Linked DNA regions of Mus musculus: region 1 is linked to region 2. The links are chromatin loops, found by intact Hi-C in ENCODE. Cell type or tissue: heart. All regions are shown on one strand. Region 1 overlaps Reps2 (RALBP1 associated Eps domain containing protein 2). Region 2 overlaps Nhs (NHS actin remodeling regulator).

What was found. Hi-C counts contacts between places; a loop is a spot of excess contacts. Peaks named below come from ENCODE experiments on the same cell type or tissue, not always from the same donor. Only the 100,000 strongest peaks of a DNase experiment are listed, where the experiment ranks them.
Region 1: a loop joins it to region 2, with 11 times the contacts of the local background. A loop is called at or near these places in 10 of 42 quality-filtered maps.

What each region holds. Positions count from the first base shown.
Region 1 is chrX:162,450,512-162,458,511 of GRCm38, forward strand. All of the region lies in intron 14 of Reps2 (RALBP1 associated Eps domain containing protein 2), which reads right to left. Among named protein-coding and RNA genes, the nearest start is that of Reps2, 190 kb to the right of the region's middle. In heart, a CTCF peak has its summit at 3,471 (motif pointing left); no DNase peak of the experiment used is centred here; H3K27me3 peaks cover 305 bases.
Region 2 is chrX:161,962,901-161,970,900 of GRCm38, forward strand. All of the region lies in intron 1 of Nhs (NHS actin remodeling regulator), which reads right to left. Among named protein-coding and RNA genes, the nearest start is that of Gm26317, 100 kb to the right of the region's middle. In heart, CTCF peaks have their summits at 4,976 (motif pointing right) and 7,718 (motif pointing left); no DNase peak of the experiment used is centred here; H3K27me3 peaks cover 1,147 bases.

The DNA of each region.
Region 1 (8,000 bases), 490 kb after region 2:
TAGCTTCCAAATACAGCTGACAGAAGAGAATCATCTAGGGAAGTTTAATAAACTACAAATATCAAGACAGTACTGTAGACTTTCCTCATCAGAGTTCTCCTAGGGATAGAACATTAGAAACAGATTTTAACAAGCCCCTGTGTGATTTTTATGCAGCCATCCCAGACCAACCCTTTATTTAAGAATTTGGTACTGATAGATCAAATTCTTTATTTAAGAGATGAGAAAATCAAGTCTCTGAGATGCTGGTCAGGACTGAGCCACAGGTAATCTTGAAAGGTTTGCTCAGCTACTTACACATGGAATGGGAGAGCAAGTCATAAAACTATAAATGCATATTAGCAGGAAAATTTAGTTTAAAATTTGATTTTGAAACAAAAACGTCCAATTTTATTTTTTAAGTTTAACTGCAGAACTTTGCCAAGGTATGAATAATTGGTGACTTTGAAATTTTTGTAATAGCCATACCCATGGGTTAGAAAAAGAAACACAAGGCTAGAGAGATGACTCAGTGGTTAAGAGCACCGGCTGCTCCTCCAGAGGACCACCCAGGTTCAATTCCCAGCACCCACATGGCAGCTCACAACTGTCTGTAACTCCAACATCTGACACCCTTACACAGACATACATGCAGGCAAAATACCAATGCACATAAAATAAAAATAAGTTCTTTTTAAAAAAGAAAAAAAATGAAATTCAAGCTTTGTTTAATCCTGAAGATCCTAGATTCTAGATCGCTAGATTCTAGAGAGATATATGGACAACCCTGCAGCAGCCTTCTGGGGATTTTCAGCATCATCTCAGAATCCTAAATGTCAGTGAGTGCCTGATTTTCACCTGGCCACATCTGTGCTCAACAAGGTCCTACCAGAAAGCCATGTGATGAAACCTAGACAAAAGATGCAGAATCAACAGCGGGCAGCACCCTAGTTCTCTGTTGTTCTACAACCAGTGTCCAGAGCTTCCTACAATCCACAACCCAATTACATGCAAAATAGAGAAATAGAAGTGAACTGTAAGCCCCTTGAGAACACAATGTGTGCCTTGTTTTGTCAACATTTACCCTGTACATAGCCTACATCAAGCAAGGGGTGTTGTAATCAACAAAAGGAATGAGGCAGCAACAAACTCAACACTGATCAAAAGGCAACTGTGATCACAGAACACAGCAGGTACTAGGTACATACTATGCAGTCAAATCCAGTTTGGGGCCTTACTAGGTGCATACTTGACCTCTCTAAACTGTAATTCTTTTCATCCACAAAATGAGGATAATCTATCTAATTCACAGCACTATGAGGATTACGGAGACTATCCAGGATGCTAAGCACAATTACATAATGACTGTTCAATAACGGCAGAAACTGCTATAATTAGGACTAAAGGTACAATTGATCTCTTAGGCATAGTTCCTGTCATTGTAAATAGCAGCCAATTCAATGCAAGGGACATTTTCTCCCTTGTAGAACAGATGAAAACCAACAGCGAGAACATGCTGGCTCCAGTTTAGAGTAAAAGTGATGAACTATCCGCAAAATAGATCTGTGCCACTGGATATTATTCCTATCAATACAGGGTGGGAGAACTTACGAGAATACAGTTGATTCAAACTCAGCCAGTTTGCACTGAGCACCTCTGAAGCACCCTCTTCCTCGCAGCACATCAATCCATGGAAGACACCAGAGAAAACACTGCCAAGATTCCCAGACACAGTTCAGTGACAGAAATCAATAACTGTAAACTACACCCTGAGTTCAGCAGTCATATGGTCAAACCTCATGGGGACTGTGGAAATCCACTGGATTATGGACAGTATCCATGAAACACATTTGCTCATACAACTAAGGAAAGTGTTTTACTTGGGGGTAAAATCAAATCAAAATCTTTTAACCATCGCTGAGGTTTGTTTTTTTCTGTTTACAATTTCTATTCACAGGACAGAGGTCTGAGCTGAATCCACACATCATTCTATCACGCACCTACAGTAGAATACACAGTATGCTCCCCAGAGACACAGTTGTCTATGGCAGACTTCTTCTGAGAGTTGAGTTCCCCAGGAGTAAGTTGAATAAGGATGCCTTATGCAATTCTCTTTCTTGCCTGTCCAAACAGGCCCGCAATTCAAAGGCATCTCATGATGAGGTCTTGAAAAAACTTCTTTGCTTCTCCCCATTGCTGTCTCTGAGTGATGGAGTAGTAGAATAGTATCTTTTCAAACTACTTTTAGTTCACAGTCAAGCTATTACAAATGTCCAAAGAGTGGTTGACAAAGCCTTTCTGGATGAACTTTATCTATGAGAGAAATATGGCTTTAAAATATCAGTTAAAAATAGCTTGCCAACAAGGAACTCCAAAAAAGGAAAGTGAAAAAGAAGAAGAGAGAAAACTATCTAAGAATTGGGATGCAGCTATAAAATAAGTTAGCACCTATGACACTGTGCAAGAGGGGGCTAGTGAGATAGCTCAGCAATTAGCAATACTTGTTGCTCTGGCAGAGGACCTGCTAATACCTACACAGGCAGCTCACAACTATCTATAACTCTAGTTCCAGGGAACTCAGTATCCTCTTCTGACCTCTGCAGGCACCAGGCACACATCTGGTGCACAGACATGAATGCAAGAAACATCAATATACATAAAATAAAATAAATAGATCTGGTTGGGCATGGTGAAGCATGCCTTTAATCCTAGCACTCAGGAGGCAGATGCAGATGGATCTTTGTGAGTTCAAAGCCAGTCTGATCTACACAGCGAGTTCCTGGCCAGCCAGAACTACATACTGAGACCTTGTCTCAAAAAGTCAAAACTAAATAAATCTGGAAAAAAAAGAGAATGAGCAAGTGGAAATGGAGGGCCACTAATAAGGTATTATTGTACCTTGTAAATTTGTTTATAGTTTCTATGAAAGCTGAAGATACACATATGAACATTTTATAACCCAGAACATTCTATGCTTTATACCCTCCAAAATAAAAATAGATCCACTCAACAGCTTAGACACGGTGGTACAGAGTTGCACTACTCCTCATTGCCAAAATCTGAAAACTTCCCAATATCCATCAACAAGAGCAAGCTACAATATTTGCATATATAGTAGAATACTATACAGCAATGATCATATATGTTATTTCAAAAATCACTTAAGCAATAGCAGCCAGACAAAAATAAACAGAACACAACTCAACTTATACAAGTAGAAAACATAGAGGTAATCTATGCTGCTAGAAGTCACAACAATGTTAATCCTAAGGACATAAGTATATCAAAACAGCATGGGGTGGAGGATACTTCTGAAGTGTTGATTATATTCCACTTCTTGATTTGTGTGTATATTACATGTGTGTATTCTCCTTTTCAAAATTGATTGAGTTGTACACTCAATGTAGATCTTTTGATATTTCTTTATTATATGTCAAAAACTTTAAAACATAAATCCAGTTGTGCCAATTTCCTGCAATGTCCCTAAAGTGCCACCTAGTGGCATAAGCTAAACGTATACAGAAGAAAAGTTTCACCGCAAGCAACAACTGCAAAAACATTTTAGCAGATGTTCAGGGATTGGGTTAAAAACAGTACCCTAAACTAAAACAGATAATGTGATCCCAAGGGGTGGATGCTCGTGTTGCCTGCTGGGAAGAACCCCCAGGAAGGAGTCAGAGGCAAGTGACACTCCAGCACACAGCAGGTTGGTATCAGTGCTGATAACACACACACTCCCTCCTCACTCTGCCTGTGATCAGCATGGTAGAAACACTGGAATATTACCAAGGCACTAAAGGCCGAAAACTGAGGCTTCCCCAGAATCCTCCAGAAACAGGGGATAGCGACATGTCAGTAGTTTGTCAGCAGGGCGATGCACGTTGGAAGGAATTGAGAACACCTGTTTTATCCTGTTTTCTCTAGCACTTTTTCATGACAGCGAGCCTTTAAAGCTGCCAGATGAATAAAGATATTTATCAAGAGTTTTTCTGGTAAAGTATGAAAGATGGTGCATCTTGGTCAGACAAAAATCTTCAAGAAAATAAAGAAATCTACAAATCCTGCACACAGAGATGATGCTCGCTGAGTTGGGAGACTGTAGGGGCAAAGACTGAAAGGACAGACAGACGCCCTACTTAGCACGCATTCATCTCCTTTGCCTTAGTTTCACTTGTGTTAGAAGTCTCTTTGGACTTGTGTTCTCCATGAGGGAAGCTTGAAGAAAGATGGCCTACACCTGCTTCTTGCCAACAGATTCTCCTCCTTCCCATTTCTAGTATGAGTAGAAACTGGTGACTGGTGATGATCTGGACCTGAGAATGATACAGGCAAGAGTGAAGCTCCTAGGTCACAGACATGAATAAGAAAGTGATTTGAATGTACATGTGCTACTACCACCTGTAATCCCAGCACCACGGAGGCTGAGACAAGAAGATCACAAGTTGGAGGTCTGCTTCGACTACACAACAAGACTCTGCCTCAAAAAAAGCAAAAACGAAACAAAAACAAAGGGCTTGTGGCTCACAGGTAAATGACTGGTCTAGCATGTGTGAAGCCCTGGGTCTGATCTTTCCAATTACCATTAAAAAGAAAGAAAGAAACGAATTCTATTACAAGTGGTCACGTGATCTATGCCAGCACTCATCCTTGGTTTGTGGCCACTCTGGCTATCCTGAGTTTCCTGTATTTTCCAACTAGATCTCATCCTTTCTGTTTCATTTGGCATAGAGTAATAATAATTATAATAGCTCTTAATGACTGTGTATGGCTGGTCATATGTCAGACACTAAGTGACCTATTCATTTTTACTCTTTCAGTTATAAAAACAGATACTCCTACTATATTCATTTTTAAGATGATGAAATTGAGGCAGGAAAACACTAAGTACCTTGCCCAAAGTTTCGAAGCCAGTAAGATATAGATTCAAAGCCCAAGCCCATGTTCTTAGTTACTTTCTCAGGCTGAATCCCTGACTCAAGCCCTACTGTCCTCCACTGTCATTACACATTAAAGCCAGAGTACACCTAGGACTACTTCCTGTTTTCTGTCACTATCTGGTGATAAAGAAGGAAACTGAAGAGAAGAGAAACAAGAACTTCAGGAACCTAGATAGCAACTGTAACTCATCCCCCATGGGGAAAGTTGAGCTATCTTGTTACTCAAAAAGAAAATAGTGACTACCTATTGTCTATAGTCCTTCTCAGTGAAGCACTGGGTTTAAATGAGACACATAGAATAGAATAGTTACAGAAAGGTACCATGAGAAAGTACACAATAGATGATTTGGGCCTGACTGTCTTCTGAGAACAATGAACCATAAAGGATAGGGCTATTACACCTAGCTTCATGCTCCCATAAGTCTTAGCAAAGTATGGCACTATAGTCAGTCCATTCCATTAAAGCTTGATGAAGTTACTACACAAACAGATGGGAGTGACAAGAAAAAGCATGTCAGAAAAGTAAGCTTTATGCAACACAACAATATCAGAAGCATAATGGGGGAGGGGGTCACTAGTAGTAGGGTAGGGTGCTTCAATTACAGTGTTTTTTTAAATAAAATATATTCTTGATGCGTCTGGTTGGTTGTTAAAAGTAAAAAAACAGCTCTGAGACACAGATTCACAAGTGGTGTGAATGAGAAATACCTCACATAGGCTCCTGTATTTGAACACTTAGTCCCCAGTTGGAGGCTATTTAGGAAGGTTATGAGCCTTGCTGGAGGAAATATGTCATAGGAGTGGGCTTTGAGGGTTTTCAGCCTTGCCCCCCACTTCCTGGTCTCTTTCTCTCTCCCTCCCTCCTTCCCTCCCACCTTCTTCCCCTCTCTGCTTCCTCTGCATGGATGAAAATATGATCAGACAGCTTCCTTTTGCCACTATGCCTGTCTGCTCCATGCCTTTCCCCACTACTATGGACCCTAACCCTCTGGAATCATAAGCTAAAATAAACCCTTTCTTCCCTAAGTTGCTTCTTGTCAGGGTATTTTATCACAGCAACAGAAAAATATCTAATTCATACATTATAGCATCACAGTGAAGCTGGTACTTGGGGTAGGCAGCACACTTAGAATCACAGCTTTGTGACAGTCCTTCTCTGAGTGACCTTGCATAATTTCCTGAGTTCTCTCCTAGTTTACTTATCTTCAAAATGAGCCACACCCATTAGAAGGATCAAATGAGTTAGCATTTGTATAGCACTAAGGAAGTTTCCATGTTCTCTATGGTTCGTAGGCATCTCAAAAACAGTTCTACAGTACACAAAAAGAGATTTCTTTATCATACAAAAGTTGCATCTTTTTGTTCCTGTTGGAAAGCACAATAAAGGTTACAGGTATCCTTTTGCTACAATAAATATGGAGTACAGACCAGCATTAGAGGCTTTGGAGGGGGCAGGATGGTGTTATAAGCACTAGTGAAGGCACTGTAAGCATTCTAGATGAAGGTTAAAAAAAACTTCACATTTGGAAAATGGCCAGTAGCAGCAGGTACTGGAAATTCTTGTCACCTTTTGATTAACAGTTAATTGGTGACATAAAGCAAATTATTTTCTCCCCATCTAAACATTCATCATAAAATTTCTAACACTTTCTCTGGACAGGAGAAGCCTCTGTCACCAATGACCTACGAGGCTGTAAGGGGCTCACTTCTAATTGCTAAACCCCAACTTCCTTTGTGGTAAAATTACAACGAAATGACACACAAAGACCTGAACATGAAGGTGTTCACATTAAGTAGACTTAGGACATACTCAGGAAAGAGCAAGCAAACGACTTCTATTAGCTAAGTCACAGCTTGGTAAGCCAAACTAAGGTTTTTGATGTGGCTAAGTAGCCTCACATTTGTGTTTAGCACAATGACATGGATTAAAATGCCTTGAGTGGTCAACAAGATGATGGTTCAGTCGGTAGAAGGCTGATGAGCTGAGTTCACTTACTGAATAAAACCTATGGAGGAAGAGCAGAACCAATACCCCACCCCCAGACACACACACCATGGCTTATATCTACTCATATTCACACACACACACACACACACACACACACACACACTCACACACACCTGCACACATGCACACAAACATACCATACACACAATAATAATAAAATAAAACACTCCGTGTATGGCAGGGAAGTGGTACCAAGTTCATCCCTTGAGGCCAGAGGCTACAGTGGTTCTTTAGTGCCTATAGTACTACAAAACTGGGATACAGAAAGTGCTCAGCTGTGCACTTAGGAATACAATTGGTAAACAAATATACAGTCCCTGACTTAACAATGGCTTAAGTTAGGAATTGTCAACTTTATAAGTGGGCAAAAACATTCCGGCAACCATTATGCTTTTCACTTTCAGTACAATAATATAAATTGCATGAGATACTCATTTCTTTATCACATGACAGGTTTGTGCTAAATGTGTTGAGGCCCCTGTAGCCTAATATAAGCATTCTAAAAATAAATCTAAACAGGTCAGAATCTTGTCATAAATGAAAGACCATTCGTCTAATATCATAGCATGGTATTGGGATAAGCCACCATCTGGGACCATCTTTGAGAACTCTTGATATTCACACCAGATAAAGGTGTTATACCTGAAGTCTAAGAACTGGCTGTGCATTGAAGGCCACAGGTATGGGTTTGTGATAGCCCTGAAGTGCTAGAAAGAAAGCGCTCAGAGAACTGAGAACATTGGGCTGAGGTCAGGGACTCTCATGGAAGAATAGAAGGAAGGACTGGAGGCCCTGAAGGGGTTAGGAACTCCACAGGAAGACCAACACAGTCAACTAGCCCGGACCCTTGGGGGCTCTCAGAGACTTCATCACCAACCAAATAACATACACAAGCTGGACTTAGGCCCCCTGGCACATATGTAGCAGACATGTAGCTGAGTCTTCCATGTGGGTAGCCCAACAACTGGAACAGGTGCTGTCCCTAAAGCTGTTGCCTGTCTGTGCAGGGCTGCCTTGTCTGGCCTCAGTGGAAGAGGATGCAGCTAACCCTACGGAGACTTGATGCAGCAGGGTTG
Region 2 (8,000 bases):
AGTGTAGGCAAACAAGAAATGAGATTGGAAGCTGCTAATTCCTTCCAGGCTAGACAAGTTCACCCAAGTTAGCCTCCGACTCTAAGGAAGAATAATTATAAGCACATTACAAAGGACAAGTTGGTCAACATCATGGCCTTGCTTCTGCCCTGACTTGAATCCATAATGGCATAATGGTAAATAGTGTCTGACACAAGACTGCAGACTGAGAAATGGAGTTGTTTGTTACTATTGACTTTGTGAGTGTTCCAGTTACCAAATTCCAAATCTAGAGAAGTGAATACAACAAATATTAGCTTTTTTGTTAAAGGAAGGAGTAGTATCTTTAATTTAAGCCTAATTTAGGGCTCTGAAAAGCTCATCTACATATGTTTTGGATCAAAATTGGAAATATCACTTTTCCATTATTAAAGAATGAACACAAATAGTTATTTGACTCAGGCTGACATTCACTCTTTGGAATAGATGAATAAATATTTACCCTCTGGCATGACTGTTGAGTAATTGTCCATTAAAAAGTTAAATGTTAATCACTTGTTTTTTAGGATTGAATAATTTGAACATGATCCTATGACTAATCCTTCAGGTCTAAAGGCAAGGAGGGTGGGAGTAAAAGAAGCCTCCATCCATTGGTTTACTTTTGTCCTCACCATACAGGAAAGGTGTACTCTTAGGAACTTCTCAAATTCAACAGGCAATCAGTCCTCACTTCCTCTGGACTCACAGCTAGCTAGTTAATGGCCTTTTCATTGTTCTTTACCCAAATAAATCCTGAGGCTCTCTCCACCCAGTTAAATAGTAACAGGATTTGAAAAGGAAAGGTTAGATAGAAGCTTAGAGGGAACATGGGGGGGGGGGCATCTAAATTAAGAGGAGAAATAAAACCGGGCAAAGTCATAGCCTAGATGTCATGAAAGAGGCTGTCCTACATTAAAGGGAATTATGTATGCTAAATGCCATTGAAGTTAGATTTCACCACAAGTATTTAGTTTCAGCTAGCACAGACAGGTACCCCAGAAGGGCCAGAAAATGGGGACAGCTCATGGGAAGAGTCCTGCTTAGTACCCTTCCCTTTTAGGCCCAAAGAATGAACTTCTGCATGAACTATCTATACTTGGTAAGGTGTTCTACATCTGAAAAGTCAAAACGTCTGAAGAAGTTGTATATACATCCCATGCTAACAAGAAACTATGTGTCAACATGATGGGTGTAGGAGATTCTGTTGATGCTCCAACCCAATTCTTTATAAACTGGGCTGGCATCCTTTTCTTCAACAGCTATGAAGGTTGGTTGCCAATGGCAGCTTACAGCTTAACCTATCTCAAGATAACTGACCCTGCCAATGAGAATCACCTAGCCCAAAAGGTATGCCTCCTTCTCCATGGGCAGCCCATTAGCTAATGAATGCCAAAAAAGTCAGTCACCTTTCCTCAATGTGGAGCCACCTCTAAGGTAGTTCCTGCTCCAGCGAGATTATGCCAAAAAACTAGTTTCTAGCTGAGAGTATCAACTTGCCTAGATCTTCTTTCCTTGCTCCAGTCTGCTTCATTTTTGTCCCATTGTCCTGAGAGCTCTCTGTTAATGAAGCATACAAGAAAGTATCCACATCTCTAGTTCTCCTGCTTTGCTTCCAACTCGAGACCCTGGACAAGCCAGTGGTGCAGGCTTGACTGTGTCCCACCCCCACACCGCCCCTGCTGCCTCCAAGGTTACCTGAGTCTTTGCCGATGAACCTTGCTCCTTCCTGCCTGTAAAGCAACCCGATCCCGGAGGTATTCCAGGAGGGAAAAGAAAAGAGTAGCCCACCTTAGTGATGTCTCAAATCAGACACCAGTTTTCAGCCCCTCAGTACTCACAGTTCTCTAGATAAATCGAATTTTCATTGGTCTTGAGCCAGTGCCTGAATTCCACTGGAAGGAAGCTAAGGAGCATAGTACTACCAGGCATTTCTTTACTCCTTCATTGGCCCATGGCTTCCTTTCACTTGTTGCTCTCTCTCATAACATCTAGTAAACTTCCCTTATATTCCATTGTTTTTTTTTTCTTTCTAGTAACCACATGTCTCTTAGAAATGTCTTTGAGGTAGTAAGCCTTTTCCTCATTTCTACACTGGAATGAGCATTTTTGCTATGGGTGTTTCCACACAGCATAGTACTCAAGAAGATTTACAGAATGTCTGCACATGGGCTAGCTCTTCAACCTTTTTAAGCTTGGATGTCTTCATCCGTGTAGTGGTACTAGCAAATAAGACCTACAGCTAGAGGTGTTGACAGGATTGAATGGCATAAACTTGATGCCACTGTCACCCTACCGGCTACACAATACGTTCTTAGTGGTGTGTTAACTGTCAGACAGGAAACTCTTTTTAATAGGTTTTTCTCTGTTTTTTTCTTTTCTTTTCTTTTTTTGGGGGGTGGGGGTGGTTACTTTCTGAGACAGGGCTTTTCTGTGTAGACCTTGCTGTCCTGGAACTCACTGTGTAGACCAGGCAGGCTATCTGCTTCTGCCTTCCAAGTTCTGGGATTAAAGGTGTGTACCACCACCACCACCATAAATAAATAAATAAATAAATAAATAAATAAATAAAATAAAAAAGAGGCCTGGCAGTTTCTTCTTAAAAAAATGAGTATGCAAATAGAAACTGAAAAAGAATACTCTATTTGGATACAGAGACACATATGCATTCTTTCTTAAGTTAATTTCCTCCCTCCATCAGTATGTCCAACCACGAATCTATTTAAACAAAACTCCTGTCTCCCTTGTGAACCATGAGTTGTATATACAGAAGCAAATTAGATTGAGTCTCCATGTAAGAGGGTTACAGCTCATTGCTAATAGAAGTTGCACACATCTTCCACTGGGAATCCAGGAGCACTTGGATACAGAAGAAAGCAGAGAACTTGGGATTCAGTTCTATATTTAAAAAATTATTTAGAGAGCTGGAGAAATGGCTCAGCACTTAAGAGTGCTTGCTACTTTTTCAGAGGACCTGTGACTCAAAACTACCTATAACTACAGCTTTATAGGTTATCATTCTCCTCTCACCTTCTTGACATTCACATATACATGCACGCATACACATACATACACAACAGGCATAAATAATTAATAACTTAAACAATTTTTTGAAAAGTCATTTTGCTAGGTGTGGTGATACCCACTTGTGATCTCTGCACTTGGGAAGTAGAAGCAGTAGGATTAGGAGTTTGAGCTCATCCTTGGCTATACAGTGAGTTCAAGGTCAACCGTGAAATAGGTGATACCCTCTTTCAAGAAAGCCAAAGTCAAAAATAAAGAAGCCACTTAATTTTGAATTCTTATGTGAGTATTAAACTTCCTAAGGCTATTTTAATTGATATCTTGTGAATGTTTTCTTTTTCAAAGCTTACTGTCAGGGCTATAAGGATGGGTCAGCATTTAAGAGCACTGACTGCTCTGGCAGAAGACCCAGGTTTGGTTCCCAGTACCTGTAATGTGGCTGACAATCATCTGTAACTCCAGTTTTAGGGGATCCTATGTCCCTTTGGACACCTGGTTGGTATTCACATGATGCACAGACATATGTGCAGGCAAAAACACTCATACACAGAAAAATAAATCTAAGAAAAGGCATTTTAAGACATCATCAACATGAATAAATTTGATAGAATATGCAAATTTGGCTTTGGAGAACATTTCAGAGCGTGAGTGTATCCTCAGAACCCTATTTACTAGTTCTCTGATGCCATAAAGTACCTTTGCAACTGGTGAAACATGGCAGAAGGAATACATTTCTAAGTACATTAGTTCCAACAAAAGTAAAAATAACCAAACCACTGGCATTTCTTCTGGGGAGTGTAATTTAGTTCTTTTCTTCCCCTTAATTACCTCTAAATGGGACACTCTGCAATATCCACAGGGTAAATTTCCACTAATCCTCAGGCCTCTTCAAATGTCAGTGCGTCCACAAAGGTTAAAAGTAGAGCAATATTCTATAAACAAAGCCCTGAGTCTAGGGCCCCCAAATAATTCTGGTATTATTTGCTTTTGTGGATGACCAACAAAACAACAAACAAACAAACAAAAAGGTCATTTGAATAGTGCCTATGTTTACAACACCTCTAGGTAGGTAGCATTTTCTCAAGACTTCAAAAGCCATGCAAGATTATTTTCAAGGAATTTAGAATATGGTTGTGGGTAGGGACTATACCTAAATGAAAAGTTAGAGATTCCCGTATAGCCAGGTGGGTGATTGCATACTATTACAAACACATGACATACATGTCCCCCACACACATACTGGCTGAGCACCCTATCAGATGTGCTAAAGCCACAGTGTGATGCAAACATAGAAACATAGGCGATTACCCAGAGGCAATGAGAGTCTGAAACTTAGGTTGGATTTCAAGTTGTCTATCCCCGAAAAAGACAGCCCAAGGGAAATGGAAGGGGCCTTCTGCACTAAATTCTGAAGACTGGGGTGCTTTTCCCTGTTGGTTCAGCAAATAATCATTTCTTTCAGCAAGCAGCTATCTGAAAGCTTCCCTGGAGCTTATGCTCCTTGTTACTAGGGCTTTTGTATTTTATTTTTAATTCTATGGGGCTATGACAACCCACTGGGTATAAACCTAAAGGCGTCTTGCATCCATGGTGGTGGACTTGTGGAACAGGTGTGTGATTGGGAGTTCCATGTTAGTTGGCAGACATCAAGAAATTTATTGCCGTGTCATTACAAAACCAAGCACAGACTGGTGACTTTGACACGGCATGATGTCTGAGAGAGTGCCTATTCTATCAGTAATTTAAAGGGTAGAGTGGAGGATTCTGTCTCACACAAACTACTTATACGGATAATGGAGACAGATGTTTACCTACCAGTTATGAGGTAGAAATGTAATCTATAAGTAAGTAGTGGTCTTTGAATGTGCTGGTTTGGCTCCTGGATCTTGGGTTTAGTTTGGGAAGTGCAGAAATTACTGCGTTGACATCTCTTGGCCACCAGAGAGCTCCATGCATCCAACCAGAGGAGCCTATTGGATCAGCAGTTTACAAAAGAAGAGTCTGCCCTCCTGCAACCCAGAGCACAGGTTCCACTGCAGATTTTCTGTACTGCTGAAATTCACTCATTTGCCCCATTAACAGCAACTCCGACTGTGTCCCTATGTCTTTCAGGGGAGCAAGGAATAACTTCGAGCATCAATATCCATACAGGTCAAATGATTCCCCAGCTAAGGCACAAAAATCTGAGGCCCTCAGACTTAATGTTTTGTTGACATCTATGAGAGCCAGGGATCATGTGTGGCACATATTCAAGAATTTTTTTTCTATGGGTTTTAGTTGATGGTCATTTTCTTTTTGTGCTCATAAAAAATAATATAAGCTAGTCATAGCAAAGTTGAAAAATACAACGTAGTATAAAGAAGAAAATGACAGTAATCTATCATGTCGCCATCCAGAGAAAATTACTGACACGATTTGGAAGAGCTGAAGAATTGGCTCAGTGGTAGAGCACTTGCCTAGCATGCATAATGTGCTGGGTTCCATTTCAAGTTCTGCAAAAAGAATGTTTTGTAAAAAAAGATTTGGAAAGAATTCCTTTCAGCCTCTTTTTTTTTTTTCCTCTTGGGATGCATGTGTATTCTTACACAGTTGAAACCAATTTGTATTCTGTTTTGGTAATTTTTCTCACCTGATATTGTCTCTTAATTTTATAAGCATCTTCCATGTCATTACATGTGCAGCACAGACAGCTGGGAAAATTCAGAGCAGCACAGAGGAAAATAAAAACTGCTTTTCTTGTATGATAATACAAGAGATAATAACTGTCTCATTTTATTGTTTTACTTTCCAGGCTCTTTTTTAAGTATGATATTTATTTTTGCACAAAACTAGACCTATGCTGTGCATATTGCCTTATAGATTATATAATGTCATACAACAAACATCAGTGAACATATTTCAGACACTTTTTCATGTTTAAACACATGGACTTAATAAATACTCTATTATTGGCCATTTGTGCTGATTCCAACAATTTTTTTCGTAATGGCATCACAATAAACAACCTTATACTAATTATAGTCTATGTAATCATCAGCCATTAACAACCTAGCACACCTAGTACAAAATGCATTCTTGGATTTTGAATTACCGAATTAAGGGTTTTTTAAAGAGGACATTGTTACACTGTGCACAATTAATATTGTATCAGTTTATATTCTCATTAACCGCCTGTGAGCACACCCACATCAAGGATCATTAATTTTAAAATATGATTTTGCGTATTTGATACACATTTATACACACAAGACTATTTCTCTGTTGTGACTAGAAAAACAGATTCCTTGGAGTCACCTCTGATTCACCTCTGATTCTTACAATCGCTTCATCTTCTTTTCCAAGAAGGTCCCTGAGCCTTGGGAGGGCTGAGTACCTCCCAGTCTCTGATTCTCTACACACTGAACATCAGAATGTCTCCATGTTAACTGCAGTCTAAGTGCAAGAAGAAGCTTCTCTGATAAAGGTTTCGAGATCCACTAAACTATGGATATAGCACTAAATCATTGGAGTCATTTTAATATTATGCCTACTTAACAGAGTAGGAGGTTCCCCTCTAGAGCCCATTACCCATACAGTCACAGGTTCATGGACCCCATTAACAATGGGTTCCATCTCACGGAGTTGGTCTACGATAAGGAAGTGGTTAGTTACTTTCATAACATCTATGTCAATACTGTACCAGTAAACATATCTTGACTGGCCAAGTGATAGTTGTAACTCTTGGAGGTCAAAGCTGGATGATTATTCTTCTCCCCCAGTAGTATTCATAGCAACTATTAACACTGAAAATCTGGAAATCCTGAAGAGTTAAATGACTCACTATTTACAGAGGCTTGACCAAAAGATGAGAAAAGCTAAGAAAAGAGAGAACACCATACTCTGACATAGTGGGTTTCCTGTTTGCATTTTCTCCTCTGTCCACTTGGTTGATGCAGCTAAAAACTCAGGTCCTCTTCAAAATTTTCCATCATTTTTCAAGAACTAATGTACAGTCTCTGCCTTCTGAATGCACCTGTAACAAAACACTTACATGTATCCCATATGTATACTATATGGCACAGACACCTAACTCACACATTTGTTTTTTAAAAAAGTTACTTGCATAGTGTTAAGTGATGATGGAAAAATGGCTGCCAAGACAGATTGGATTTTCAGTCATGACAGACTGGCACTCTCGTCACCTATGTGTGCTTGTTTGGATGAAGGTGATCTTCTACCATACTGCCCCACTTGCTTCCTTTCTCACTCACTGCTTTTGGGGTCTGCCATCTGAAAACATGCTTAGAGCAAGGCAGCTATATTGTAATTGGAGGCAAGAAGCCTAAGGACAAAAAGCCAAGACTCTAAGAATGACAACATAAAACAACAGGAAGAGTAGATCTTAGAATTGTCTGCTTTCAGGCATGTTATTTGGTAACACAATTAGATATATTTACCATTTAAGCTACTATGACTAGGACATCTGCCCTTGTAGTCAAAAGGCACTTGTTGACTTTGATTACCTGGCATGGACTTTTGTGACATTATTAACTTTCAACATTATCCCTTGGACTGGATAGCCAGCTCAGCAGTTAAGAACACCCGTACTTGCAGAAGACAGGAGTTTCATTCCTAGCACGCACATGGCATGTCACAGGTGCCAGTGACTCCAATTTTAAAGGATCTGACACCCTCTTCTGACCTCTGCTGGTACTGCATGCACATGGTGCACAACCATACATGCAGGCAAAACATTCATACACATAAAATAAACATAGATTAATCTTCAAAACGATCCTTTAGTCTAAATTTATCTTTGTATTCCTTGTATCCTCAGGCCTGCCATGGTGCCACTCAAGATTTCAAACAATGTTCTGCTTAATCAAGTACACTAATAGTCAGCAATTTGGGTACAAAATGACCAAATAATTCTTGATTTTTTTATTTTTATTTTTTGGTTTGGCCAGTTGCTATAGGTAAGG